2 separate regions of the Homo sapiens genome follow, and region 1 is linked to region 2. Evidence: read pairs that join two places in POLR2A ChIA-PET (ENCODE). Cell type or tissue: GM12878. All regions are shown on one strand. Each heading gives the region's core, and the rest is flanking DNA. Links, peaks and the distances in the headings are about the cores only. Region 1 holds the start of LOC107984790 (a long non-coding RNA gene). Region 2 overlaps MEF2A (myocyte enhancer factor 2A).

The links. Peaks named below come from ENCODE experiments on the same cell type or tissue, not always from the same donor. Only the 100,000 strongest peaks of a DNase experiment are listed, where the experiment ranks them.
Region 1: POLR2A ChIA-PET joins it to region 2 with 11 read pairs; 15 of 35 experiments call an interaction of 5 or more read pairs at or near these places.

Annotation. Positions count from the first base shown.
Region 1 is chr15:99,478,307-99,493,447 of GRCh38, reverse strand. LOC107984790 (a long non-coding RNA gene) reads right to left here and starts at 6,730. Exons shown (of 3, transcript XR_001751711.2): 1 at 6,579-6,730; 2 at 2,225-2,346; 3 at 689-1,974. RefSeq lists a silencer at 6,770-6,819. In GM12878, for the core only: no CTCF peak of the experiment used is centred there; no DNase peak of the experiment used is centred there.
Region 2 is chr15:99,566,743-99,581,883 of GRCh38, reverse strand. All of the region lies in intron 1 of MEF2A (myocyte enhancer factor 2A), which reads right to left. Among named protein-coding and RNA genes, the nearest start is that of MEF2A, 8.3 kb to the right of the region's middle. RefSeq lists enhancers at 1,756-2,256, 2,257-2,757, 14,629-15,141. In GM12878, for the core only: no CTCF peak of the experiment used is centred there; no DNase peak of the experiment used is centred there.

The DNA.
Region 1 (15,141 bases), core at 6,959-9,458, 88 kb after region 2:
ACATCATTAAAATCTACCCTGCCTTAGGGCCGGGCGCGGTGGCTCACACCTGTAATCCCAGCACCTTGGGAGGCTGAGGTGGGCAGATCACGAGGTCAGGACATCAAGACCATCCTGGCTAACACGGCAAAACCCCATCTCTACTAAAAATACAAAAAATTACCCAGGCGTGGTGGGGGGTGCCTGCAGTCCCCTACTCGGCAGGCTGAGACGGGAGAATGGTATGAACCCGGGAGGTGGAGCTTGCAGTGAGCTGAGATCGCGCCACTGCACTCCAGCCCGGGCGACACAGCTAGACTCTGTCTCACCAAATAAAAAAAAAATCAACCCTGCCTTTAGATATATTTTATTGTTGAATTCAAAAAAAATATTTATTTCCCAGTTCTCTTGCACCTTGGGTGCAGGCTGCGGGACGCTGGATCCACCCCATGCTCCCAGAGATGGGGAGCACACAGCCTCAGCTACAGGCCACGGGAGGTGCCTGCCGAGTGCTGCGGCGATACCAGGTCCCAGCAGGCCTCTGAGGATGAGGGCCCACTGAGCGCAGGAAGGGCACTGCACCGGGCCACACAAGCACAGTGAAGGCAAAATGACATCAGGGGTATGGAGGCCTGCGGTGGTCATAGCTGGGGTCCAGCATAGGGTGGTCAGCCTTGTCGAAAAGGGATGCTGTGTCAGGGTCATTCCTGGGCTCATGGCCTCCCAACCCAGCCCTCCCATGCTCTGTCTGTTCCCCTCCAACTTTGTCTTTGAGCTCAAAGCTTGTGTCCTCCCTTCTAAATACTGCTTAGAATATGGACTGGCCTGGCCTCAGGACCGCCCCCTGAATGGGCTTCCCTGGCAGGCCTGACCTTCCAGGAGCTGCCCACCTTGGCCTTCCCATTCCTCCTCAGTCCTGGAGGATCCGCGGCTCAGAGGAGAGTCTTGCAGTGAAGCCAAAGTCAGGAGGGGGACAAGGCAGAGCGATGGGAGACGAGGTTGGGAAGACAAGTAGGGTTACAGAGGGGGCTCGGGAAGTCATGCCAAGGGCATCATCCTTTTCCTTGGAGTTGCTGAAGACATGCCCAAGGTCATTGACTGGGGACTGGGTCAGCTCTGAGTTTCCAAAAGATAGCTGGGGGCCAAGGCCATTGGGCATGAGGACTGAAAACTCAGGACCCACTTTCCCAGCACGGAGGCTGCCTTCCAGCTCCCCTCCTGCCCCAACCAAAGGCTGACAGCCACCACAGCCCCGTGCTGAGCCCTGAGAGCTCCTCCAGGCTCCACCATCTCTTTCCCTTCCCCGTGGCTTGTCCTCCTCTACCTCCCTTTCTGTCTGTCCTGCTGGAGACCTCACACCTGCAGCAGCTCATCCCCAAATCCCTCCATATTCCCCTCAGTGGAACCCCCCTCCTGGCTTTGTATTTGTCTGTTCATCTTCTTGCTGGCTTCTCCTGGGGACTGTCTGTCTCCCTTGTACCCCTGGGATCTCTTTTGATCAGCTGGTTTGGAAGTGGCAATGACCCACACCACTCACGCCCTTCCTTGTGTCTCTGGAGGAGGCTGCCTGATGAATGCACATTGTCTCGATTGCTGTCTCTCTGGGCTGCCTTAGCTACACTTGCTAATTCTGGCATTAAGTGTTAGTTTAAAATTTAGCGCCAGTATTATGAAGGCCCACAGATAAATGCCATGTCTCCTAACATAGCCTGTGTATGGACTGAATGTTTGTGTCTCCTCCAGATTTACATGTTGAAATCCTAACTCCCAGTGTGATGGGATTAGGAGGTGGGACTTTGGGAGGTGATTAGGTCATGAGGGTGAAGGCCTCTTAAATGGGATTCACGCCCTTATAAAAGGGACCCTAGAGACCTCTCTTGTCCTCTTGTCCTCATGTGAAGACAGAGGAAAGGTGGCCGTCTGCAATCCGGAGGAGGTCCTGCATCGGAACTCAGCCAGGCTGGTGCCTTGATCTCCAATTTCTAGTTTCCAGGCCTATGAGAAAGAAAATCTTGCTGTTTATAAGACACCTGGTCTTATGGTACCTTGTTATAGCAGCCCAAACTAAGACATCGTGTCAGTAATAAAGGTGATATTTTGGGTTATATCTCTCTTACTACTTATTTCTCACTCGCTTCAGATGTTGGGTGGGGAAGAAGGGTGCTATTTGTTGAGCCCCCCGAAAGACCTCCTAATAGAGGGTCTCCACTTCTCCAGAGAGATTGCCACCCATTTCCTCACTTACTTGTTGCCTCCTTTGATACCTTGTTGTTCTATAGGTCTTTTCGCCTGTTGGTGTTTTGAAATGTAGAGGGAAGGACTTTCACTTCCAAGAAAGAGTAGAAGACAGCATCACGCAATGCAACGCTGCAACAAATAGAGAAAAGACAAACACATCAGGAACACATTGTGAAGATCTTAGGGAGCTGTGGATGCAATGAAGCCTAGATAAACTGAGATATGAGAGATAAAGCGATAAAGAGGCAGAGACCCACCAGGCATTCAGTAAAACATCTAGGAGAAACTCGGCTGAGGAACAAGAATAGTAAACCGTGAATGAGTCAAACTAACGAAACCTGCAGTCCACCCAGCTCAGTTCCTCATGGGTTGAGGTGACCGGCCCTCTCCCACCAACTGGACAGAGGAAAGGGTGAACCTTCTTTGACATCCTCCAGGGTTCTTTCACACACCATCCAGCATACATTAAAAATTTAAGGCCAGGCGCAGTGGCTCACGCCTATAATCCCAGCACTTTGGGAGGTAGAGGCAGGCGGATCTCTTGAGGTCAGAAGTTCAAGACCAGCCTGGCCAACATGGTGAAACCCTGTCTCTACTGAAAATACAAGGCTAGCTGGGTGTGGTGGTGCACACCTGAAGTCCCAGCTACTTGGGAGGCTGAGGTACGAGAATCACTTAAACCCAGAAGGCAGAGGTTGCCGTGAGCCAAGATCATGCCACTGCACTCCAGCCTGGGCGACAGAGCTCTGTCTCCAAAAAAAAAAAAAAGAAAAGAAAAAGAAAAAAAAATTAAGACATATGAAGAGGCAGGAAAACATGACCAAAATTTTTTTAAATCCAAACTACAGAAGTGGTCAAGGACTTTAGAGTTAGTAGGTAAGGACTTTAAAATAACTATAAAAAATATGTTAAATGAAATACAGGAAAAGATGACCAAATGGATGAAAGATAGAGAATTTAACAGAATATTAGACTCTATAGAATAATTAATTGAACATTCTAGAATTTTTAAATGCAGTATCAAATCAAGGACTCTGGGGTGAATTTAACAGCAGTGGGACATAACAAAAGATGGCATGAGTGAACTCCAAAACCAATAGGAAATTTTCAGAAAGAAGCACAGAGAGAAGAGCATGAAAAGAGCAAAAGAGAGTGTGGAAGATGCATGGGGAACCATCAGGTGTCTAATGTAGTTGGGGGCCTACAGAAGAGAGGAGAGAATGACATAGAAGCAGTATTTGAAGAGAAAGTGGCTGAGAATTTTCCAAAACCAATAGAAAGCATCAGCTGAGTTGGTGTTCATTGAAGAACTCAGCAAACCCCAAGCAGGATCAACACAAGGAAAACCACTCTTCGGCACATCGTGGTCAAACTGCCGAAAACCATGTATTAGAAAAAGGCAGATGCCCTGCAAAAGAGCAACTATAAGGTGTACAGCTGGCTTTTCAACTCATGGTGAGCAGAATAATGATCCTTAAAGATGTCCAGATCCTAATCCCCAGAACCTGTGAATATGTTACCCCACATGGCAAAAGGGACATTGTAGATAGGATTAAGGTAAAGACCTTTGCATAGGGTAAGCATCCTGGACTGTCCAGGTGGGATCCACGTAATCACTAGGGTCCTTATGAGAGGGAGGCAGGAGGCTCAGAGTCAGAGAAGGAGATATGAGGATGGAGGCAGAGGTCGGGTTGATGCCATGGCTGGGGAAGATGCCATGAGCCAGAGAATGAGGGCAGCCTCCAGGAGCTGGAAAAGGCAGGACACAGATTCTTCCCAGAATCCCCAGAAGGCACACAGCCCTGCGGACACCTTGATGTCTTTTTTTTTGTTTGGAGTCTTGCTGTGTTGCCCAGGTTGGAGTGCAGTGGCATGATTTCGGCTCACTGAAACTTCCGCCTCCTGGGTTCAAGTGATTCTCCTGCCTCAGCCTCCTGAACAGCTGGGATGACAGGTGTGCACCACCATGTCCGGCTAATTTTTGTATTTTTAGTAGAGATGGGGTTTCGCCATGTCGATCAGGTCGGTCTCGAACTCCTAACCTCAAGTGATCCACCCGCCTCAGCCTCCCAAAGTGCTGGGATTACAGGCGTGAGCCACCGTGCCCAGCCCCATTTCAGATTTCTGACCTCCAGAACAGTAGGAAAATAAATTTGTGTGTTTTTAAGCTTCTAGGTTTGTGGTCATTGGCTACAGCAGCAGAAGGGAATAAATACACACTAGAAGATAGCAGGTGCCTTGCTGAGGTGCTGTAAGTACATAAATGAATAGATTTGCCGCCACTTTGCCCACCAGACCCCTTACCCCTCTCTGTATTCTTTTTGTTGCCTCCAAGTACCTATTTATTTATTTATTTATGTAATTTCAATAGGTTTTTGGGGAACAGATGGTGTTTGGTCACATGAGTAAGTTCTTCAGCGGTGATTTCTGAGATTTGGGTGCAGCCATCACCTGAGCAGTGCACACTGTACCCAATATGTAGCCTTTTATCCCTCACCCCCTCCCACCCTTTCACCCGAGTCCCCAAAGTCCATTGTGCCATTCTTATACCTTTGCATCCTCATAGCTTAGCTCCCACTTAGGAGTGAGAACGTCCTGAGTTACTTCACTTAGGATAATGGTCTCCAATTCCATCCAGGTTGCTGTGAAGGCCATTATTTCATTCCTTTTTTATGGCTGTCTCTCTGTATTCTTAAAACTAATCACAATGAGACCCTTAAATGTAAACTTCGATACCTCAAGCAGTCCTAGAAACAGATGAAACTCCAATCTCTTGACAAATCCAGCACTTCTAATGCATGGTTGTTGAAAATAGGAGATAACACTTAAGACTAATTAATTATTTTTCTTTTTTTCATGCTTCCTTGTCAGTGACCTTCCCCCCAGTTTTGCTAGGGGAGGATTGAGATTATTATAGCTGGATTACAAAGAGAAAGTGACAACATTCCTTCTTGACATCCCGGATAAGCTCCTGAAACCCATTTCAGAAACAAGAGTGAGTCTTTCAATTCTAAGAGCCAAGTACTTGAGAGGAAGAAGTCTTGTAAATTCCAGAAGCATTCTTTAACCTATCAGGCACCAAAGCCGAAGAGACTGGACATGAGCTTTGTTTTTTTGTAGTAAAATACACATAACATAAAATGTATCATTTCAACCTTTTTTTTTGACTCTTGCTCACTGCAACCTCCTCCTCCCTGGTTCAAGCAATTCTCCTGGCTCAGCTTCCCAAGTAGCTGGGATTACAGGCGCCCGCCACCACGCCCGGGTAATTTTTTGTATTTTTAGTAGACATGGGGTTTCACTGTGTTAGCCAGGCTGGTCTTGAACTACTGACCTCAGGCGATCCGTCCACCTCGGCCTCCCAAAGTGCTGGGATTACAGGCGTGAGCAACCACCCCCATTTTTTTTTTAATTAAAAAAAATTTTTTTTTAATTATTTTTTATGTTTATTTTATTTATTTATTTATTTTTTAAAGACAGGGTCTCGCTATGTTTCTCCCAGAGACACTGAACTCCACTGGCGTCTAGTGACTATTCACAGGTCTGATCATAGCTCACTGCAGCCTCCGACTCCACGCCTCAAGAGATCCTCCCACTTTAGCCACCTGGGTAGCCCAGACGACAGGCGCAAGCCATTTTGTAAGTGTACAATTCAAGGGCATTACATATATTCACATTGTTGTGCAACCATCACCACCATCCATCTCTAGAACTTCTTCATCTCCCAAACTGAAACTCTGTCCCCACTCAGCACTCACTCCCCTTTTCCCTCTCCCCTGCCCCTGGCCCCTGCCATTCATTCCCCTTTCTGCTGCTGTGAATTAGACTATTTCATGTTCTGCAGAAGAGTGGAGAGTTTTGCTTTTCAGCTCTAGAATGGGAAAGGAGCAGGATAGAATATGTGGGCAATTTCCTGCCACACAGGAATGCAGTACATCCCATTTTCCTGGGCTGGAAGAAGAGCATGAAGAGAGAGGGTGGAGTAAAAGAATTGAGGCCTGAGTGAGCGCCCTCCTCTGTCACCGGAGGAGGAAGGATGGGGACCCCAGCAGGTTAGGGGATCCCAGAATGGAGGGTGCTTACTTCCTGCCAGCCAGAGGGCCCAGCCCCCTCCTAAGATTGTACATGGAGCTCCCAAGCTCTCACATGCCTCCTGGGAAGACTGAGCCCTTCCCAGAGACTGAATTCACCCCCGGAATGGACTAAACGGCAAACTCGATGTGACTGCGTTCTCCAGGATGGACGAGGTTTGTATTTTTCCACTACTGAACAGAAATGGGGCTCTCCAACAAATGGAGTTCAATGGTAGAAAATAAAGTTAACATTTCTGAGCATCTGAATATTAATTATAAATTTTATACCTGCTACAAATACCCTGGCCCGAGAGATTCCTTCCTGTCCCCTGCAAGGTTCAAGGCATCCCTTGGCTCCCTAAGCTGTTTGGCTCTGAGCTGGGTGGGGCCCGCACGCAGGAGCAGCAGCTCCGTGTAGAAAGCTGTTTCGGATTTCTCCCCTGGGCAGGGTGCCACACGCACATGTTGCAGTCCCTGCCGACAGCCATGCCCAGCGCCCTGGCAAGCCACCCGCCCCCCAGGCTGCTTAGACCACTGGGTACCGCCCCCTGCTTCTCCCGCCCCCACCTCCTTCCTCCCCCGACTCCACCCCTCTCCTGCTCCAGGAAAAATATGTGGACGTCGCACGTCCCTCCTGTCACGAAACACACAAAGAGGACAGAGGGCGAAGGCGGGGTCCGTGGGAGCCCAGGCGACCTCAAGGCAGTTCACTCACGCAGCCAGCCCTCAGAGACGTGGGCTGCGTGTCTGCTGCCCGCCTGGGGAAACTGCAAGGGGCTGACTGGGTGGTGCCAGGGATTTGCACGCTCGGGGAATCTGTGGGATTCACATCTGTTTCTCCAACATTTCTCTCGCCTCTGCCAGACGTGAGCTCCTTGAAGGCAGGACCAGGCTTGGTTATTTTGAGTCTCTCCATCTCATCGGTCCTTGCTGGACAGATCCCTTTTTCATGGAGTGTCTCTGCCCTCACCCCTCACTCCACCCCAGCCCTCGGTAGTCCCATAGAAGCTGTGGGCTCCTGCAGCTCAGGCCTGGGGCAGTGCTGGATTCAAAATATCATAGCACAGTTCAGCAATCGGAAATGGATTCCACTCTTCACTGGCATTTCCCCTAAAGATCTTAGACGTGGCACCCGTCATAGTCTCTGCAAAACTTCTTCTCTTCTCTTCTCCTTCTCTTCCCTGCCATCCTTGAAATGGCAAGGACAAAAACGGCACCTCTCCTCCCAGCACTTCCTTCCTCTCTGGTCTTCCACCCCTGCCCCCGCTCCACCTTTTATCTTGCTTGTTGACTTAACTGCTTCCTCTCACCTCAGGGTCCCAGCCTTCCCCTCCATTCCTGCTCAGAGGTGGCTTTGGAGCCTATAGAACATGCTCCAAGGTCTTTGGGGCGCTGGTAGATCTACACTCACACCCTCTCACCCTGGCAAGACCTGCAAAGCAGAAGCTGGCACAGCTGGAGGAACAAGAGGCTGAATCGGAAGAACTCATTCAGCTGAATCTTGACGGATGGCCTTTTCCTGTAAAATACAGAGGAGACAGTGCATGCAGTTCAAACGCAGGCTGGGCTCCGTCTCTCTAGGGTGGGGAGATTTGTTCCTGCCCCCAAAACACCCCTTTCTTTTCACGACCCTTGTGCTCCTCTGGCTGCCTGCTTAATGTGCCACCCACACTGCACAGACCCCTCCCTAGGAATGTCCCCACCAACAATCTCAGCTGTGGCCTCAGGTCCACCATGGACACTCTGAGTCCCCAGGGATGCAGGCAGCCCCTAGAGGCTGTGGGATATTCCCAGGATGAGGGGTGGTCAGACACAAGAGTCTTTCATGAAGGTCAGAAGGCTCCAGGTGCTCTGTGTGCAGGTCAGTCGCCTGTACTCAGAAGGCAGGAAGAAGCTGCCTCGTGAGCTGAGGAGGGCAGGAAGGGATGCCATTTGCCTTTCAGGCTTCGTGCCTCCCTGCTGGAGGCTTTTTTGTGTTTATTTTTGCCTTATTTTGGGGTCCATTTAAAAAATCCTCACGCCATTAAAGTATGTCATTAGGGAAGCCCTGGGCCCTTCTTACGAGGCTTTGAGTATGAATGTCAGCCAACATCTCTACTTTAGTTAGCTTCATCTTTTAACTCTTTGAAAAGTGAGGACAAAGAATAAATATTCATTCCATTTCTTTTTTCTTTTTCTTTTCTTTCTTTTTTTTTTTTTGAGACAGAGTCTCACTGTGTCACCTAGGCTGGAGTGCGGTGGCGCTATCTTGTCTCACTGCAACCTCTGCCTCCTGGGCTTAAGTAGTTCTCCTGCCTCAGCCTCCCCAGTAGCTGAGACTACAGGTGCCTGTCACCACACCTGGCTAAATTTTTTTTTATTTTTTAATTTTATTTTTATTTTTAGTAGAGACGGGGTTTCACCATTTTGGCCAGGTTGGTCTCAAACCCCTGACCTCAAATGATCCACCAGCCTTGGCCTCCCAAAGTGCAGGGATTACAAGCATGAGCCACTGCGCCTGGCCTCTTTCCATTTCTTGAGTTCAAATCTATACCCTTGCGTGTGTGCCCCAGTGCTGCAGCTACGGAAATCCACTTCCAAGGCCTAGGGTGGACCACAGAGACCCTCCCTCACCCAGCAAGGACCCCCCAGGTAGCTGGGCTCATCTGTGCCCCTAGAGACACTCTGTGGCCCGTGAGGCAGGAATTATGGTGCCATTCTAGACAGACACTTGAGTGTTTATGGAAACGTCAAGCAATGAGAGCTAAGCTTATTTTAGTGATTCTTGTGTGCCAGGCACTGTTCTAATTAATTTAATCTTCACAGCTCTTATTTCTTGAGGTAAATACTGCTATTACCCCCCATTACAAATGAGAAAGTTAGGGCCCCATGAGGATGAGGGATTTGTCCAACGTCACATGACTCATACGTGGCAGAGGTGAGGCTGGAACTCGGGCCATCTTCAGAGTCTACTTTTGTGTGTGCTCAGCTGGCCTCAGCTGAGAGGCAGGTATGGAAGCCAATCCAAAATGCCTGCAGGGACCCCCGGACTAGACAGCCCTCAGCCTTCATGGGGCCGGGGGGCAGTGGGCAGCTGCTCTTGAACAACAGGCAATTGTTACCTTGCAGGAAAGCAGGCTCAGTGTGTCAGACACTCCTGCTTTTCAAGAGAAGCTGGAAGTTCAGGACCAGCCTGGCCAACATGGTGAAACTCGATCTCTACTAAAAATACAAAAATTAGCGGGGCGTGGTGGCGCATGCCTGTAATCCCAGCTACTTGGGAGGCTGAGGCAGGAGAATCGCTTGAACCTGGGAGGCAGAAGTTGCAGTGAGCCGAGATTGTGCCACAGTACTCCAGCCTGGGTGACAGAGCAAGACCCTGACAAAAAAAAAGAGCAGCTGGAAATCTGGATATTTATGTGAAATTCTTAGTATAAAAATGTAATCAGGTTGGGCACAATGGCTCATGCCTGTAATTCCAGCACTTTGGGAGGCTGAGGCGGGTGGATCATGATGTCAGGAGATCGAGACCATCCTGGCTAATATGGTGAAACCCAGTCTCTACTAAAAATACGAAAAAATTACCCAGGTGTGGTGGTGCACACCTGTAATCCCAGCTACTCGGGAGGCTGAGGTAGGAGAATCGCTTGAACCAGGGTGGAGGTTGCAGTGAGCCGAGATCACTCACTGCACTCCAGCCTGGGTGACAAAGCGAGACTCTGTCTCAAAAAAAAAAAAAAAGAGCCAAACAAAACAAACAAGCAAACAAAAAAAACTTGTTCAAAACCTTACGTAAGGAAGACAAAAAACAAAACAGTCTACATCCAGCTCATGGGTTGCCGGCCTATGGCCTCTGGCTCAGGCTAAGGAAGGCAGATTGGTTTAATCTCCCATCAACTCTATCCCATTAATAGTGGCTACCTGGAGACCAATGTGGAGAGGGATTCTGAGTGTAAGTCTGGCCTCAATGAGAAAGAGTGCTGCAATCCATTGGTCATGTCTGCCACAGGCACAGCCTGGAAGAATGACAGCATCTATATCTTGAGCTCTCCTGACTGGTTATATACTATACAGAATGAACTAGCATTCAGTCCCCATTCCTCCAGAATCTTATTGGTTAAATCCGCCCACCTTACCCCAGCCCACTCCAACCCAGAGCACCTGTAGAGTCAATAAGGTTTCCGTGTCCAATACTTCCCAGGTACTAAGTACTTAGATTAGCAACCCTCACACGAATCTTGTGAGAAAAGTGTGGGCGCATGCATTTGATTTTGTTTCAGCTCCTCTCCAGTCAGGAACTAGAAGTCCCTCTTGCCATAAGAAAGCCAATCAACCTATCAGGCATATTGCGATCTCATTGAGACTTCACTGGTGCTTGGTGAAGGGACATGATACAATGCACATTATTTTTACTTGGAAAAGCCTCTTCTTCAAATCGCCTTCTTTATCATCCCACTGTGGGGCTTCTGTCTCTGACATGCGTACCCCATCTTGCTATGGTTTGAATGCTTGTCCTCTCCAAACTCATGTGGTATTTAATTGCCATTGTGATGGTATTGGGAGGTAGGGCCTTTAAGAGATATTTAGGTCATGAGGGCTCCACCTTCATGAATGGACTAATGCCATTATTATGGAAGTGGGTTTTTTATAAAGAGTGGGTTTTCCCCTTTTATGCTCTCTCTTGTGCTCTCTCTCTGCCCTTCTGCCATGTTAAGGTGCAGCAGGAAGGTCCTTCCCAGATGCCAGCTCCTCAATCTTAGACTTCCCAGCCCCCAGAGCTGTGGGTCAATAAATTTCTGTTCACTGTACATTACCCAATCTGTGATATTCTGCTATAACAGTACAAAATAGACAAAGACATGTCTTTTTCAGGATCTGACCCTACTGTTCTTACCCCATGAAGGTTTCCTTTTGGAAATTTCCAATCCCTGTCCCTCCCTGAAGCAGCCATCTTCTGTGGATTTAGTGCACCCTTTAGAGTCCTTCTTTATCCTAATCTGCTTAAAAACATATTTTCCCTGATAAAGTAAGTCTCCCCTTGAGAGAAGTTCCCATATCAACCACTAACAGGAAATGGAGCTCCCAGTACATCGTGACTTATATAAAGCCATTCAGAGTCAACCCTCGAGCATCTCAGATGTGTGACCCAGAGGTGTGACATTTATATCATGTGTGACATATATGACACTGTGTGTGACACATTTATGACAGATTGTGATCTGTGGGTGGCCTCACCCACAGACTGATTTTTTATTCTTTATTGCATCTACGTTTGCTTATAGTTAATTTCGCCTGGTTTAGCACTTAATCTGCTCTCTAATTTTCCTTCTTTCGGAAATTGGCTTTCTCAGCCAAATGATGAGGTGCCTGAGAGCCGATCCTTTTCCTCTTACTTCATTCACTCATTTGACTAATATCATTTGAGCTCTTGCTGTGGGCCAGACACTGTTCTAGAACCCAAGGATACAGCGCTGACCAGAACAGCTTCTACTCTCTTGGAGCTTACATTTCTTTTTTGAATTGTATGGCAGTCCATGACTGTCAACATTCTGGTCCTGAGGATTCTTGTGGTTTTGCTGGGCACAGTCACACGCTGGGAGCTTTCACTGGCTCCATGCATTTGGCTCTGGCTTCTCCTGGTGGGGGCTTCTTTTCTAGCTGTGTTGACACGTGCCCTAGAAAAAGACCACTCTCCCCAGGTTTAGGCATTGCCATTTGATCCTGGGCAAGGCACTTGAACTTCCTAAGCCCCTTTCCCAACCTGTAAAAGACAGGTAATTCTACACAGCAGGGCTGTCGTGAATTGTAAGTGGTTAAAGTGCACTGGCACCATGCAAATGTCCCTCATGATTGCAGCACAATCATATGCAGAGATGCATATTCAGAATCCAGCTCCCACCCCTCCCAGCATGTCCTTGTTGCTCTGATTCTTCCAGAGGTCTCCTTTCCCTGGGAAAGAAAAGAACCAGCAGAATACAAATACCAAAGAATCCAGTTCTTGACTTGGGAGTTTCAAAATGGGCTTTAAAAATGTATAGAAGAAAAAGTAATCTTGTGAATCAAGACTTTTGGCTATGCAAGAGGGAAGCTTTTTGAAAGAGAAATGGTTTACTGAGTTTCAAAGAGAAACTAAAAACTCTTAAAAAATTGGAGCATAAAGTGTATTTCCCAAAGAGTGGAAAGGAAAGAGGACAGGAGAAGAGACCACATGAGCAACGTGACGTGCAGACCAGAGCCAGGTTGCCAAGGCCAAGGGAGAAGGGGCTGCTGGAAGGGAGAAGTCTGTGAGCCCTCCTGTCCTACCAGATGGCTCAGGCTCAGGGGAAGACAAAGCAACCCCTATATGAATTTTGGGGAAAGCAAAGGGTAGGAGAACCTTACACCAGCTTGCTGGGCAGGAGAGCTGTTGAGAAGAGATGGGCGTGGGGACAGCAGAGTGACAATGGGGTCTCCTGCAGTCTTACTGGGCCTGTAGATTGGGAGAGTAGCCCAAATTGCCTATGCTCCTGAGATGGATGTGGTAGTGAGCAGAGAATGGAAGCCAGAGGCCCAGGCTGGCGGCTAATTCTCACGTGACAAGCAGACACAGTCATCAGTGGCAGAGAGGGCTGGGCAAGCCAGGGGCCAGATGGAGATATGTTCAGTCCCGTAGACACTGACATGTGGGAATGCTGGTCGCTTCAGCAGATACCAGTGGAAATCAATGTTGACGTTAGGAGCCAGCACAGGATGACTCGTTATAATCAGCATAGGATAGGATAGGCTCTGCTGTAGTAACAAACATACCCCAGAACTTAGTAGCTTGACACATGAACATGTGTTTCTCTTTCACTGTGGTCTAATCCATTGCATGTCGTGAGGGTCTCCTAAGTAGCTCCCTTCCAAGCCATGACTCAGGAGTCCAGTTTGCTCCATTTTAGTTTTGACTTCCAGGATGGCCTCAGCAGAAAGGGAGGACTGGAAGGCTGCACAGGGGGTTTCCCACTGCCTTAGCAAGGAAATGACATACAGTATATCCCCTTACAGCCCCTTGGCCAGAACTAACACCATGACCCCAACCTAACTGCAAAAGAGGCTGGGAAATGCAGTCGTCCATGTGCCCAGGATGAGGGAAATTAAACGGGGCTTGGGAAAACCTAATATCATCTCTATCACCACCACAAACCAGGCATGTCTTAGACACAATGATCTGTACATTCCCTGTGAAATTGAGATGTCATTTCAGGGAGAAAAATCCTAAATTTCAACAAGCTTTAACCTAACTTGAGAAATCACCGAATTCAATTGGTTTTCCATGGAAATGACTAGGTTACCTTTTGTTTTTTTGTCATTAGGGAGAAATGGGGACTAAAGATAGGAAGCAGTTTCTCATGGAAAGGCAAATAAAGTTGAATCTTTGCACACATGAGAGCATGGGCCATGGCATTTGTGCCTGCTCCATTATTATGGGTAATATATTGTTATTGCTGGGGAAAAAAAGCTTACAGATTGTTTGTCAGAAGTGGGATAGCATAGAGATGAAGTGCATTGGCTCATGGGTTCAAATATGAGTTCTGGCCTTTGCTAGCTGGTGTACAGGTTAAATAGGATCAAATGTGGAAATGATCAGCTCTGTGCTGGACACACCATACATTCACAATAAGGTTAGCAGCTGTAAACATCCACAGCTCAAATGAAGATCCAAGGAGTTTAACCTCCCATCTGGTGCTTTTTCATTACCCTACCCTGCAAAGCTCTTGTCATCGTGTTTCCACTTTTAAGATTAATGATGATAATAATAATAATGATGCTAGGAGAAGAAGAAAAAGGAGGAGGAGGAGAGGAATTATCATTAATTGAGCTCCTCTAATGTGCTGGGCATTTTACATAACTCACCTCATTCAATACTTAAAACAACTCTGTGAATTGGGTATCATTATCACCATTTCACAGATGAGGCAATCAAGGCTTACTGAGGTTACATAACTTGCACCAGGTCATAGGAAGTTTGAAAGCACATCCATATTGAGATCCAGCGCTGGCCCTGTCATCCACTAACTGTCAGACCCCGGGTGAGTTGCCTGACCATGCTAGGATTTGCTTTCTCTGCCTATAAAAGAGAAATAAAAATAGTACCTATCTCAAAAAGAAAAAAAAAGTTCATAAATTATTTGACCTTCTTCCAACCAAGAGGTGGGATCTCTGTCCCTCCCCCTTGAATCTGGGCTGACCTTAGTGACTTACTTATAACCAAATAGAATGGAGCTCAACTTCTAAGGCTGCTCAGAAAAGGCCATGTGGTTTCTGCTGGTTCTCTTGGAACAGTTGCCTTTGGAGCCCGGAGTGACACATAAGTTAAATTGTGTTATCCCCCCAAGTTTTTATGTCTAAGAATGTGAAATTATTTGGACATAGGATCTTCATAGAGGTAATCAAGTTAAGATGAGGTCATTAAGGTGGGCCCTGATCCAATATGACTTATTGGATTATGAATTTCCCCCTTATAAAAGGGGGAAATTTGAGTAGAGAGACCCACATAGAAGGAAGATGATGTGCAGACACGGGGAGAAGATGGCTATCTACAAGCCAAGGAGGAAGGCCTGGAGCAGATCCCTCCCTGACAGCCTCAGAAGGAACCCACCCTGCTGACAGCTTGATCTCGGATTTCCAGCCTCCAGAACTGTAAGGTGATAACTTTCTGTTGTTCTAAGCCACCCGGTTTGTGGTACTTTCCTATGGCACCCCTAGAAAATGAATATAATTGTTACACAAGAAGTCTGACTACCCTGAGGCCCATGAGGAAGCCCAGGCCACATGGGGAGGACGCTTCTGTGTATTCTGGTGACAGCTCCAGCTGTGGTCCCAGCTGACAGCCAGCATCAACCACCAGACA
Region 2 (15,141 bases), core at 7,722-10,221:
CCACAACTCTGACAATAAAACTTGATATCCAGTTCAAATGTCAATCCTTCCGTGAAGCATTCCCTGAACACCTCCAAACTCTTCCTCTCCTGAACTCCCTAATCCATTATCATGTGTAAGATTTACACATCACTTAGTAATTAATGGGATTTTACCCTGCCTAAACCATTACCTCCTAGAAGCAAAGAGCTATATCTTATATATGTTTCCATTTCAGAATCAACAATATAGAAATAATCACTAAAACAGTGAGAAACAGATAAGGGACAGAGTCCAAAAGAGGAAGGGTTTGGGGGAAGCAGAACCTAGGCCATTGTATGGGGATGATCCATATTCACCAGTTGAAAGAAAAACACGGGAGGTCAATAAAAAGAAAGAGTTTTGGCAAATGATCACTCAAATGAGGAAATGAAGGTATAATGAGTCTGAGAAGTCATTAAGACTTGTGGAAACTATGAAAAAAAAAAAAGAAAGCTCATAAATGAAGTCCCAATGACAGACACATGGGCATAGAGACCGACTGCCTCTAAACATTTGAAAGCCATGTGGATAACTCCAAAGCTGTGTCATTAATAGCAAAAGATTTTAATTTATATTATGATGGAATTCTGATGTTAAAAGCCAATATGCCCTTTAATTCTGGTTGATATTTTTACAAAAAGAAATGTATAATGACTAATGAAGTTAAGTCTATTTCTTACTCCAACAGAAAATACTGACAGACTACTTACTAACTCTAAGGAAAGAAATGTTCACAAGTAATAAATATTTTAAGCAACTAATTTATAGAGGAAAACCAAGCATAAAGAACTTCTACACAATTCCAACTTTATGTTAAATCTCTCATGTTAAAAAAATAGATAAAAGGCATAAAAGAGAACTAATTAAGCTACCTAACAGATTTAGTGCCATCTTACTAAACACAATAACAAGTGTAGAGTCAAGGAATAACATCATACCTACCATTTATTGGAAGAAAGGAACAACTGTCAAAACCATAAAATAAAACCAAGAAAACCAAAAGTAGAATAAATATATAAAGAGGTAATGAAGTTTAATTTTCAAAAAGCTAACATCTACCAAACCAATTCACAAGTTTAGAAGTTACCTTTTCAGAAAACATCTTATGTTAGATTGACATTGGAATAAAAAGTACCAAAGGAGGCCCTTGGTCAAATACAGGCCTATAACTCCTTCATATAATAAAACCAAGCCATTTCCTATTTATATTATAGACACAAACCTCTGAATAACCTTGCTTTTCAGAAAAAGCAGTAAGACTTGCAATAACCCAGAACCAGTATTTGCAAGTTATCAGAATGAAGTAAGGGCATTTAAATGTAGTTTATTTCTCCTCCTCCACAATACCTTCCGGAGACTCTAGCTTACCAGTGGAAGTTGACTGCCTATGTCTTTTCATAACTAAAAGCTTTATTAGCACGGGCAGGATAAGTCAATGGGTTTTCCTCACCCCTCTCAAAGTAAAGACTTGCCACAGTGGTGCAAGTGTATCTATGCACTCAAATACTATCCCTAAACCATGTGAAAAAACAAGAAAGGAAAAGGAAATTCTATTCCAAACCACACAGCACAGCCTGAAGACAAAGAATGTTGACAATGCAAAACTGTGAGGGGGGCGGGGGAAGTCACCAAATCCCAGCCATTGATCCCTCAAACTGTCATTCACCCCAACTCTTTGACTGATCCCCCAAACTCTCATCCATCCGAAACCCCAAAGCTTTGTGGCAAGAGGCTAGCAATGGGACCTAAGGATCATCTGGAAAGATCATCAGAAATATTAAACCCACCCTAAAATCTGAAAATAGTGGAGAAGTGTCTGGAGAGATTAGAACACAGACTACAGGGAAGGAATTTCAAAATTCTCTTGATTTAAAGGGCCACATAAAGAGGCGCACCGAAACACACAGCTTCTGGCAGCAGGCAAAAATGGGCAAAAGGGAGAGGAAACTGTTCTTCAGTAACTGTAAGGTAAAAGGAAAAAGAAAAGGGAATAGTTAAGGTCCTACAAGACCTTAAAAGACTCATAAAATTGCAAGTCCCACAACTCTTCTCCAACCATTGAAACAAATGAAAATCACTGAAGTAACAGGACTACTCTATACTGACAAAAGAGGGAATCAATAAACTAGGAATACTATAAAACACTCAATACTATAAAAATGAACAAGGCTGGGCACAGTGACTCACGCCTGTAATCCCAGCACTTTGGGAGGTTGAGGCAAGTGGATCACTTGAGGCCGGGAGTCCGAGACCAGGCTGGCCAACATGGCAAAACCCCGTCTCTACTAAAAATACAAAAAATTAGCCAGGCATGGTGGCACGTGCCTGTAATCCCAGCTACTTGGGAGGCTGAAGCACAAGAATCGCTTGAAACTGGGAGGCAGAGGTTGCACTGAGCTGAGATCACGCCACTGCATTCCAGCCTGGGTGACAGAGTGAGACTCTGTCTCAAAAAAAAGGACAAAAGAAAAATAAAGTCCAGAAAATTAAGAAAGAGAATGTGGTACATATCCAGCAAGGAACCCTGCCCCACCCTCCACTGACCGAAAAAAAAAACCCTAAAGCAGAAAAAAAAACTATAAGCCAATACTCTAAACAGAATTAAATACATTCAAACAAGCATTTGATGATATGAAAACTACCGTGAATCAGAAATCTAAAAACTAAATGGACAAAATACAAAGAGCAATTTAAAAGGTGGCTAAATTCAGACAAGAAATGGGAAAAAATACAACATTAGTACAGAAATGAAGACTAAATTGCAAGGCACCCAAGAAAGAAGTGATTCAAATGAAAATGAGCTACCACAGGTCATGTGTTATGAGCCCCATCTATCCACATCTGGTGTTAGGTTTCATCTGACAACTCTCCTTCCACCATTTCACAGTAACTCAAAAGCCACACACCTTAGGACACTCACATAAGCAAACTTCATGCCTTTTTCATGGTAAAGTAACACATTTATCATGTACTTATATATTCCTTAATGATTTAACATGTCTAAAACCATGCCACTGTTTTAATCAGGTTTAAGTTCCAATCCTTTCTTTTACTGTGTCAGTGATAAAGTTTTTGAATGCTATTTCTCTAACTTCATTGATCACACGAACCCTGTGGCTTTCATTGCATGATTATGCATACATAGTGATTTTGGGGAATAAATATGCTGCGTTATAGCAGAATTGACTGTGGATGTGAGTAAATGTGTGGGTTCGTATACACACGTATTTCTTAGCTCTGTCTGCTGAGAAGGAAAAAGACTCCCCAGTAGCAATGAGCGGCAGTCCTAGTACCCAGATCTCGGTTTCTAAATGCTATCCCCCAAAACAAGGAGCCAGGGCTTTGTGGGAAAGAAGATGATTACAGGGTTGGAGCTGGTAAAATGCAAGATGAGCCTGAAGTTTCTCAGAAACTTTTCAGTACCAGAAAGTGAAGAAGAGCTTTCAAGCTGAAGGGAGAATGTAAAAAGGACAAGGAACCAACCGGACAGAGCTCTCAATGCCAAAGCAGAACGATCTGAGCAGTAACATAAGCAACAGCATCAGATTGCAACCTAGAAAATAAAAACCTCTAAGTCCATACTGATATAAATGAATGAATAAATAAACGAGGGAGAAGGGACACTTCTTCACTGAAGAATTTTAATAAATGAGAAAGGAACAAGGAAATCACAAAATCACCATGAGGTTAATACTACAGTAGTAGGTATCACAGATAAGTTCCAGCAATGAATGCTGAAGTGAATGGATGAAAGTTGGAAGAAAAAACAGAAATTAGCATAATCTCAAAGTATCTCCCCCAAAATATTTATCAACTACACTATGACTTTACAGAGGAGAGATCAGCAGATATTACCTTAATTAAGTGAACAAGATTAACGTCATTAGTAATAAGACAGTGACATCCTGTAGCCCCTGATATAAACATACCTCCTGATATGATACCATTACTTCGGTATATTGCCAAAAATGTATAATCCCACATTAATCATAAGAAAGCATCAGAGAAACCCAAATTGAAAGACATTCTACAAAGTAACGACCAGTACTCTTCAAAAAAGCATCAAGATCATAAAGACAACAAAAAAAATGAGTTAATATCACAGATTTCAGGAGACTAAAGAAACACAACAAATAAATGCAATGTGGGATTATGGATTGAAACTTAGAACTTAGAACAGATAAACACCATTAGAAGAAAAACTGATTAAATTCAAAAGAAGGTTTTCATAGTGAAAAGGTAAACAGTATCATACCAGTATTACTTTCCTGGTTTTGGCATTTACATTATGGTTATATAGCTGTCCAACATTAAAGCTTATTTTCCTGGCATTCCTGAAACTAGGTTAATTACCCTTGCAGATGTGTACTCTGCATCGTACACATCTATTACACATCAAAATCAAGCACAAATCGTCTATGTCCATACTCCCCCCTGACCGTGAAAGCCAAGCCTTGCAGCACCTAGCCCAGTGGACTGAATAAAGTAATGAAGTTACCAGTTGTTACCAGTTATTTCAAACTGTGAAATAAATCTTTATGTTTCTTCTAGAATAATAGTTATTAAAAACAAAATATATAAGCCAAAGTAACACAATAGTTACAAAGAATTTGAACTCAATAACTCCTGGATCAGAAGCATAATATTCCTTCCACTATGCTTTATAGCACTTAATTTCACTTTCATAAACAATTTAACATTAATTACATATACAGTGTGTAACACAGAGTTAAAAAGGATCTAGCTATCATATCATTGTATAATTAAAGTGATGCCCAGAAAGGTTATTTTACTTGCTAATGAACGAAACAGTATAACAGCAACGCCAACATTAGGCATTTTGATGTTCATTAATTATATACTTTAATTTCAGGAATTAGGCTTTTAAAATTTTTAAGTTAAAAACTAAAGTTTATGGCCAGGCGTGGTGGCTCACGCCTGTAATCCCAGCACTTTGGGAGGCCGAGGTGGGTGGATCATGAGGTCAGGAGATCAAGACCATCCTAGCTAACAGGGTGAAACCCCGTCTCTACTAAAAAATACAAAGAAAAAAAATTAGCCGGGCGCGGTGGCAGGCGCCTGTAGTCCCAGCTACTCAGGAGGCTGAGGCAGGAGAATGGCGTGAACCTGGGAGGCGGAGCTTGCAGTGAGCCAAGATTGCGCCACTGTACTCCAGCCTGGGTGACAGAGTAAGATTCCGTCTCAAAAAAAAAAAAACAAAAAAACTAAAGTTTATGTTTCTTCTAGAATAACAGTTATTAAAAACAAAATATATAAAATCAACACTTCACTTAAAAGAAAGGTTTCCACAAAATTAACTAAAATATTATAACAAATACAGGAATAGTTCATTATCATATGAAAGTAATAAAAATAATGTTGGGTCATTATTATAATTATAAACAACAACCTTGTTCGAGACAAATCAACCACGCTCAAGACACTATGAACATACTCACTGAGTAAGTAAAAGATATAAAACAGGATTCACACTCCTGTTTTAAAATGTTTTGGAAAACAAGACCCAACCACTGTAGAATTATTAAGAATTCGGTGAAAGTAGTTATTTAAATTGTTAACACTTTCAAAGAAAACAGTTTCTCCTAGGAGTTTTGGGACTATAAAGATAAATTACAAACTACTGCCCGAGGAATCAGCATAAATTCAAAATTTCTCAGGTTAATAAGCCAAAAGGCTCTAAAACAATGAAACTCCAATATCAATAGCATACCTGCTGCCTGGTTTCTGGTTTCTAAATACTCTTACCCAATAAAGGAAAACTTGAAATAATGTAATGACTGATTCCAGGACAACAGCAGGAGATGACCATAAGATGAGCCTGGAATATCTTACTGGTCCCGAATGCAAGAAAGTGCTCAACAAATGATGGGGGCATGTTAAAACAACCAATGAGTTAATGTGAAGAAGTTTCCACTAACCAAATGTGGGTTAATTTGGAACATCAAAATGAATACTGGCAGGTAATAGAAAACAACCTACTTAATAAAAAAGAATCCATTATATCATATTGATATCAAAATGAATAGGACAAGGTCTTCTTTAAAACAGACTAGAATGCCCACTAATAAATGGAGAGGGAACGATGGTTAGAAAAACACTATTTTGCAATTCTGTGTAGTAAGTGATTCAGGCAAGAGTAATCAATGAATGCTAAAACCATTCTGTAAGCGTTTGGAGGAGGAAATTTTCAGTCTCCAAGTGTCTCCAACAGATTATTCAGTAATAACAAAGGGGACTATGATACCTTTTGTAATAGAGAAAACTAGCAGGTAAAACCTTAACTAAGTGGTCCAAATAAACATCAACAACATGGTCAAAATGACACCGTACTGCCTCATGATGTGATGCACTGAGGATATACCATCACTTACATGGGATTTTTGCCAAAAATGCAAAACCTGAATCTAATTACAAAGAAGCACCTGGACAAATCCAAACTGATGGACATCCTACAAAACAAAGGGTCTGTACTCTACAAAACCCAAAAATTAAAAAGGCTGAAGAACTGTTTCAGATTAAACAATACAAGGGATATAATTAAAATGCATTGTATAATATTGGAATGGGAAAAATATTAAAGGATATTATTGACACTATGGGAAAAATTTCAACATGAACTGTACATTAAACAATAAGATCAATATTAAATTTCTTGAATCCCCCATACTAATGTAAGAATATGCCCTTATTAGGAGATATCAGTTGAAGTATTTAGGGGTAAGGGAACTTGATGTGTGCAACCTCCTCTCAAATGGTTCAACAATAAAAATAATTTTAATAGGAAGAGAACAAAAAAGAGAAAAAAAGGAGATGAGGAAAAAGATCTACACAGTGGATTCTTGATATTATATAACAATGCCTGATATGTTAATGATAATAACATGTCAGGTTTCCTTGTTAGAAATGTACACAGTGCATTAACATAGCATTTCCATCTATCCCTGTATATAACCTGAATTTAATCATACCTGTGATGTTTTGCCACTGACTTTAACTAAATAAACTTGCATCTTTGACATATTCTAGACCAGAGGTCCCCACCCCGGGGCCATAGATCAGTACCAGTCCATGGCCTGTTAGGAATGGGGCCACACAGCAAGAGATGAGCGGCATGCCAGTGAGTGAACCTTCATCTGTATTTACAGCCGCTCCCCGTCGCTTGCATTACCACCTGAGCTCCACCTCCTGTCAGATCAACGGCAACACTTAATTATCACAGAAGCACAAACCCCACTGTGAACCACACATGCAAAGGATCTAGGTTGTGCACTCCTTATGAGAATCTAATGCCTGATGAGATCATCAGTCACTGTCTCCCATCACCCCAAGATGGGACCCTCTAGTAGCAGGAAAACAAGCTCTGGGCTCCCACTGATTCTACATTATGGTGAGTTGTATAAGTATTTCATCACATATTACAATGTAATAATAATGGAAAATAAAGTGTACAATAAATGTAATGTGCTTGAATCATTTTGAAACCATCCCCTCCCCCCACCATTCATGGAAAAATTGTCTTCCACGAAACTGGTCCCTGGTGCCAAAAAGGCTGGTAATAGCTGCTCTAGGCAGAAGATGTAATCAAGGAGTTTCAATCTGTAAATAAAATAATAATCTCTGTTTCCAGACTTTGTACCCACTCTGCAAATATAAAAAGAGAGCAAGAACGACAAAGCAAATGTGGTACATGGTAACAACTGGTGAATCTGCGGCAGATATAAATGGGAGTTCATTGTACTATTCTTGTAACTTTTCTCTAGGTTTGATTTTTTTCCGAAATAAATTTAAAAAAAAAAATCTGTCAACCCTAAAACTGTACTTTGTGGAAATTAAGCCATTTCTGAAAGAAAACAAAAACAAAACCTTAACTCCTAGATTCTTCTCTCCCTTTCTCTTCGTAATCCATACCATCAATTAGGTTTAACACCATTAATAAAAAGGTTTTCAGTATCAAAATAAACATTTTGCCAAAGGAATCCCCAATTTACAAATGGGATATGTTCCAAAAGCCTATTTGTAAGTCAGCTATTTAGAATGGGGAATGACTTTCACTATTACAAATGGTGACTGGGTTCCTAATGTTGGCTACAAAAGTTCTTTGATGTATTTTCATTAGCAATACAGCTGAATTAGTAATGTATTTCATGTATACTGTGTTAATTTCCATAAGGTTCCCCCCTCAACTTGGAGCTTTTCTATAAACATATGAAATTAGTTGGATAAGCTAGAGGGAAGTAATAGGGCCAGAAGGGATGTTGGTTAGTAATGAACAACAGAGATATGCATTTCAAACTGGAAATACTTCCCTCAGACAAGATGGCTACTCAGTGCCCAGCAAGAAAGCAAAATAGAATCTGAGGAAATGCCCCTTGTGCTCCACAGCTCTCAAATTCCTGCCCTTAGAATAATGACCGTATGTTAATAGAAAACACATAAAGTAAGATTATAATTTGGAAAGTACCTTTATGATTTTTAAAGTGTGATTTGGGAAAACTGGTCTGTGGTTGGTTATTTCCGTTGATTAGGACAACTTCTTTTTTTTTTTTTTTTTTTTTGAGACGGAGTCTCGCTGTTGCCCAGGCTGGAGTGCAGTGGCGCGATCTTGGCTCACTGCAGGCTCCGCCTCCCAGGGTTCACGCCATTCTCCTGCCTCAGCCTCCCGCATAGCTGGGACTACTGGTGCCCACCACCACGCCCGGCTAATTTTTTGTATTTTTAGTAGAGATGGGGTTTCACTGTGTTAGCCAGGATGGTCTCGATCTCCTGACCTCGTGAATCGCCCGCCTCGGCCTCCCAAAGTGCTGGGATTACAGGCGTGAGCCACCGCGCCCGGCCGATTAGGACAACTTCTACTCAATTCAACATTTACTGAGAATTCACTATATCTACTATAATAGGTTGGTTGGTAGATACTGAGCACACAAAAGAGCCAGCTGGTCCTTGACATAGCAATTCAGCCTAATAGAAGACAGTGACATCAATTATATTCAAATAATCAAATAATATTCTAAATACCTAACATGGGATTTACTCTACAAATAGTGCATGTATCATGGGCTTTAGAAGCACACAAGAGCAAGAGCAAAAAACTTTTGTCTAGGAGATTAAAACTGGTATCACAGATGACATCTGAGCTAAGACTTAAAGGATAAGTAGTTCAATAACTATAACTATGTGTGCAAGACAGCATTCCAATCATTGGCAAAAAACAGGAACAAAGATACAGAAGCATCAAATATTTACTATCTTCCAAATGCCAGGCGGCATGCTAATGCCTGGGGATACAGCTAAGAGTAAGATGAACAAGGCCTCTGCCTTTATGGAGTTTACATTCAGGTAATGGACAAATACCATAAATAAGCAATAACTAAACAAACCAGGTATACACAAATTACAATTGTCTTGAAGGAAATAATCTGTGTAAGAGAGTAAAATGACAGACTGCAATATTAAATAGGATGGTCAGATTAGGCCTCTGAGTGAGAAGTGAGATTTGGGCCAAACTCCAAAGTGTTTAGCCAAGCCAGACATTTGAAGAATATCCCAAGGAGGGAGTACAGAAAGTGCAAAAGGCCCTAGAAGAAAAAAGGGTGCAGAGGGTTTAAGAAACACTGAGAGGCCTTCGTGGCTGACATGTGATGAATGAGGGGAAGAATGATGAGAAGGAGAAAGCTCATTCAGGGCCATTTAGGCCACAGAATGGAGGACTTGATTTTGAGAGGAATGGGAAGTCACCAGAAGATTTTAAGCAGAGAAATGATATGATCCAATATAGGCTCTTAAAATAATTCTCAGGCTGCTGTGTGAAGAAAAAAAAAAAAAAAAAAACTTCTATGGAGCAAGAAGAAAAAGAAGCAGCCCACTTAGAAAATTACTGCAGTACTTCATGCAAGAGAATGATGGCTTCAAATAAAGAGGTGGCAACGAAGACTAAGAGCAGTGGACTGCTCAAGGCAAATTGTGAAGGTGCAACAGGACGTGGGGATGGATTGGACTTAAGAGAAATGGAAAGAATCAAGAATAATATCTTAAGTTTTTGGCTTGGGTACTGCCATTTATGGATATGGGGAATGCCAGCAGAGACACCAGGGTTTAGGGGTAGGAAGAAGGTTGGGGGAAGAGGGAAAAATAGCTATATTTTACCCACATCATTTATATTATACTTGAGATTCCAACTAGACTTCCAAGTGAATATCAAACTCAAGAGAAGTCTGGGCTGGGAAAATAAAAGTAGTAGTCATCAGTATGAAAACATATGGCCTTTTCAGATTAGCGCTAATAGCTGGCTTTGACTAGGGCATAGAAACTGAAAGGTGATGGCTGAAAATGAGCCTCAAAAGACACGATGGAATCATATTATAAAGTGAGCCATGACTAACAGCAATAGCAGTAGTAGTAACGATAGTAATGGTAGGAGGAAAATTAATGCAGGTTATATACCAGGCACTGCACTTTATAATACACACCTCATTTAATCCTCTCAAAAACTGTATGAAATAATGTTATAATTACTATTTTATACACTAAGCCTCAAAAATCATAAGAACTTGCTGAAGAACACAAAGTGCAAGTAACTAAATAAGAACACAGTAAGAACAGTGGGTATTTTAACTTAGGATGGGAAGTCTGTTGTTGTTGTTGTTGTTTTTTTTTTTTTGGAGATGGAGTCTCATTCTATCACCCAGGCTGGAGTGCAGTGGCACGATCTCGGCTCACTGCAACCTCTGCCTCCTGGGTTCAAGCGATTCTCGTGCCTAAGCCTCCAGAGTGGCGGGATAACAGGTGTGAGCCACTATGCCCGGCTAATTTTTGTATTTTTAGTGGAAACGGGGTTTCACCACGTTGGCCAGGTTGGTCTCAAACTCCCGACCTCAGGTGATCTGCCCGCCTCCACCTCCCAAAGTTCTGGAATTACAGGCATGAGCCACCGCGCCCAGCCAGGAAGTCTGATTTTACAGGCCAATCTTCTATCCCTTACATTACTGCCACTCTATTGATCTCATACGCCTTCAAAAGTTGTTTTTTTTTTTTTCTTTAAGAAGAAATGACATATAGATCTGAATTTTAGAAATATAATTCCAATTTCTATGTAGAAGATGGACAGCTAAGGATGAGGACGAGAGGTGAAACAGGCAAATATAGTATTAGTCAATGCAAGAGCCGCTTGTTTTATTAAGCCCAAAAGTTACAATTTCTTTTACCAGGTCGAATGGGAAGCAGCCCTTTGTTCCAAGTGTCACAAATCATGCCTCAAATGAATCCACGTCAACCTGCACATGCATGCTGCTGGTCACGCAAGTAACAAAGTAAAAATGTCCAGCTCATGCAGTATAAACTTACTGACCACTACTGAAAACCTTTCTCAAGCATATAATTTTAATAATGGTGAGAATTTTTTTAAGTCCATATATTAAAGGTTTTTGTTTTGTTTTTGCTTTGTTTCCTTTTTATGTTTTCATGTTTTCTTGTTTATTTTGTTTTTGAAGTTTGTATTTTTGTGTAAGGAAGTAAAATTAGTATTAATTCAAGACAACCATAAAAAGACATGCCCGGGTTGGTATTTACTAGAAGTTTGATTAATTAATATGTTTTTCACCCATGTTTGTTCCTCTGGCTTTTATCAACATCACTTGTTAAAATAATGATGAAGTAAATTACCTGCCTTCATACACCAATGTTTAAATATGGTATTCCACCTCACAAAGGAGCTAATATTTTTAACTCATATGCTTATGATTTCATCTCGACTAAGATAATTAATAATTAAAATATTAAATTCAGTAAATATCAATTAAATTCTGTAAATATAAATATTATTAAAGTATAAAGCATCTATATAAAAATTTAGTACTTATTAAATAAGTACCAACCTATATCGTGTGCTATGTGTAAGATTTACTAATTAACAAATGGATTTACACTCTTAATTATAATAAACTGGACACAAGGTCCATTTATTATAAGGCACACAGATAAACTATACACGAGAAAATCATTAATTTCACACCAAATCAAAGTATTTTAAAAATTACAGATTAACTAAAGTTACTTTAAAATATTAAAATAACCTTCAATATTAAAATATTTAAAAACTTTTCTTCAGAAATTAAGCTATTTTAAAATACCTATTCAAGGTAGATTACAGAAGTATTCTTCTAACTTTAAATTTCAAATACTATATCTTAGAGACCACTCCCACAGTCAATCCCTAAAAGACAGAATTCACTGAAGATTGGGAAACTATTTATATTTAACTTGAATCTTTAGAAAAATATTTGGGGAGATTATGGAGATTAGAAACAAACTATGGTTGAAGATCAAAATTCTAATGTTTTAAAACAGCCAATTAAGCGTTTTATGTATAATCTGACAATGAATTTAAGATGCTGGGATATTTTATCCAAAACAAACACATTAAGCATTCTCTATTGATACATTATACGAAATCCTTTTGGTCACAAACACTAAACGTATGGGTACTGGGCAGGGTACCTACATAATCTTCAGAGGAAAGAAGAAACAAAAGCCAGAAGGGATGCAGGGAGATCAGGCAATACGCATTTTCGCACATGAAGCTTCACGCAGTGTGTTAGAACTTTTACACTCGCTATCTCATTTAATTCCAACACGGGGCAGGTAGTGTAATTCTATCTCATTTTACAGGAGATATCTCAACTCTGTCAGCAGTGGAGCTGGATCTGAATCAAGATCTGACTACAGAGTCAAGCAGCCTTCCTTTACTGGGGCTTGCAAATCAGCATATGTTAAAAGCATTCTCTTGCACGAGGTTATCCAGCTTAAAGGGTGATCTGATTTCCATATTTACACTTATTATTTAAACATTAGGAGAGAAGGCACTCACTTCTCCATTTACTAAGAATCCACAGATTTTCTTTCTTATCTAGAAAAAAGAAATAGTGATCATTTTTGGTCCACAAATGGTTTTCTCATAGTGTCATCGCATAAAAGAAAACTTCAGCTAGACTTTGAAACATTCATATGTACCATGAGTAACCGGGGTATGGTCTGATGACAACACAGAATATGTGAAATTAGAAATGCCCCCAAATCCAGGCCCATCATCATCGTATATTACACTACATTCTTCTTGCCAGACTAAAAGCAGCAAAGGGAGGAAAAAAGATGGTTTTCCAAACTGACAAGCATGCTATTTTTCAGTAACAAATTTGTTCATGGCTTCTTCCTCCTAAATCAGAACACAAATCTACTGAAAAGATTTAGCTAGACTATTTCAAACTCCAAAATCATATTCTAATAAACATTTCCATAATTTCTTAACCACCCTCAGAATATAATTCAATATTCCTCTTTTTGGTAGCCAATTAATGGATGACACTGCTATTGCTGGAATATTAATAAAATTAATATTAACCCACAATGCATGATGGAAAAGGCAAATTGTAACGAAATTGCTTTGAAAAACATAACATCACCATTTGAAACAACTCAACCTTTTTAAGAGATTATTTCCAACTGCATTTACAAAAAAAAATCCTTGTCACACATACCCATATGAAAACAAACTCTAAGAATACAGAAGGAAATTATTCTCAAACCATAATTCAACATGGTGACATTACAATTATTTCTGGGTGTCAATAAGCTATTTTCCTTCCACTGAACACCCCCCAGAATTTAATTTTTTAAAAAACTTTTGAAGGCAAGTAAAGTGTAATTTTAACACTTTTGTTCTAATATGAAATCAAACCACAATTTTATATATAACCATAGTGTGAATTAAAGGAAATAGGTAAGCAAATAATTGCGTTTAGAGAGGTCACCATTACTTCACAGTCACTGTTTTCACTAAGTAGCTACTGGAACCACACTCTTCAACAAAACTGTTAATCTAGAGTCTACAAACATTCAAATCACCAGTTTTAGCTCTTCAGAGTACTTTTGATTATTGTAACACCATTATCACAACTTTTTGCAACAATGCTCACTGAGAATTAAAATAAAGGTGATTCTATTGTCAATGTGTCACCATATATAACAAATACTGATCTTAATGTTTTATGATATACAGGTGTGTGTTTATGACATTTAATATAAACTAATCTAAATCAGCATCTGCTTTAGTGAAAACTCTTGATTCCCTAAAACAAAAGTTGTAATTTACAGAAAAAGAAATGGAGACTGAGCTCTCCAAAAATACACACACACACACACACACACACACACACACACACAGTACATACAAAAGCCATAAAGGCACAATGCAGTCATTTTTATCCTCACTTCCTAAATTCATATTAAAAGAAATGTCATTTTTGTATGTTTAAAAAAGAACTATTTTGTTTACCTTTTCCACAGACTGTTCAAGAACTGCCAAGGTAACACAGATTCTAAAACTGACAACTAGAGTACTTAGCAGTTGCCAAAACAACACAGCTGGATTCTTAAAGGGAAAGTACTCTTGGGTAATGTACACCTAATTACAGCTTTAGAGAACCTCCTCTTCATATAGTAATAGATGATACAAGACACATGGGAAACATACTGTGCTAAAAACCCGAAAAAATGTTAAGACAATGTTTGTTTAAAAATACATATGCTATTGTTAACACATCACAGCAGGCCTTTCTAATAGGGCATTTATTGGAATCCCAATCTCACTGTAAACTAAAACGCAGGTTAACACTATGTTATATTCAAGCTACACACGGTTCCCTGCTGGACCATAACAGGAGGCTCGCTTCACAGCTCCGGAATCTATTTCGGATGTGAGCAACAATTCTATAGTTACACTTTTAAAGAAAAACTGTTTTCTTATTCAGGATTGCTCACCTTTTCCAAACTTGTTTGCACTATCTCACTTACTTTAACCCTCACAGCTCAAAGGCATGAAATCGAGCCAAAAAGCAAAGTTTCTAACACAAAAAATATTTTCTGCGAGCTGGGATCTAGCCGGATGGCAGGGGTTCAGCCAGCGGTTCCCTGTGCAGCCCCTCTGTCCCCGCGACGTCTCCCCGCACGATCGGGCGTCCGCAACCGCAGGTGTCCGCCCCAAACACCGACCCCGCCACTGACATCTACACACTCACAGAATTCGTACCTAAGCGTTCCACCCCGTTA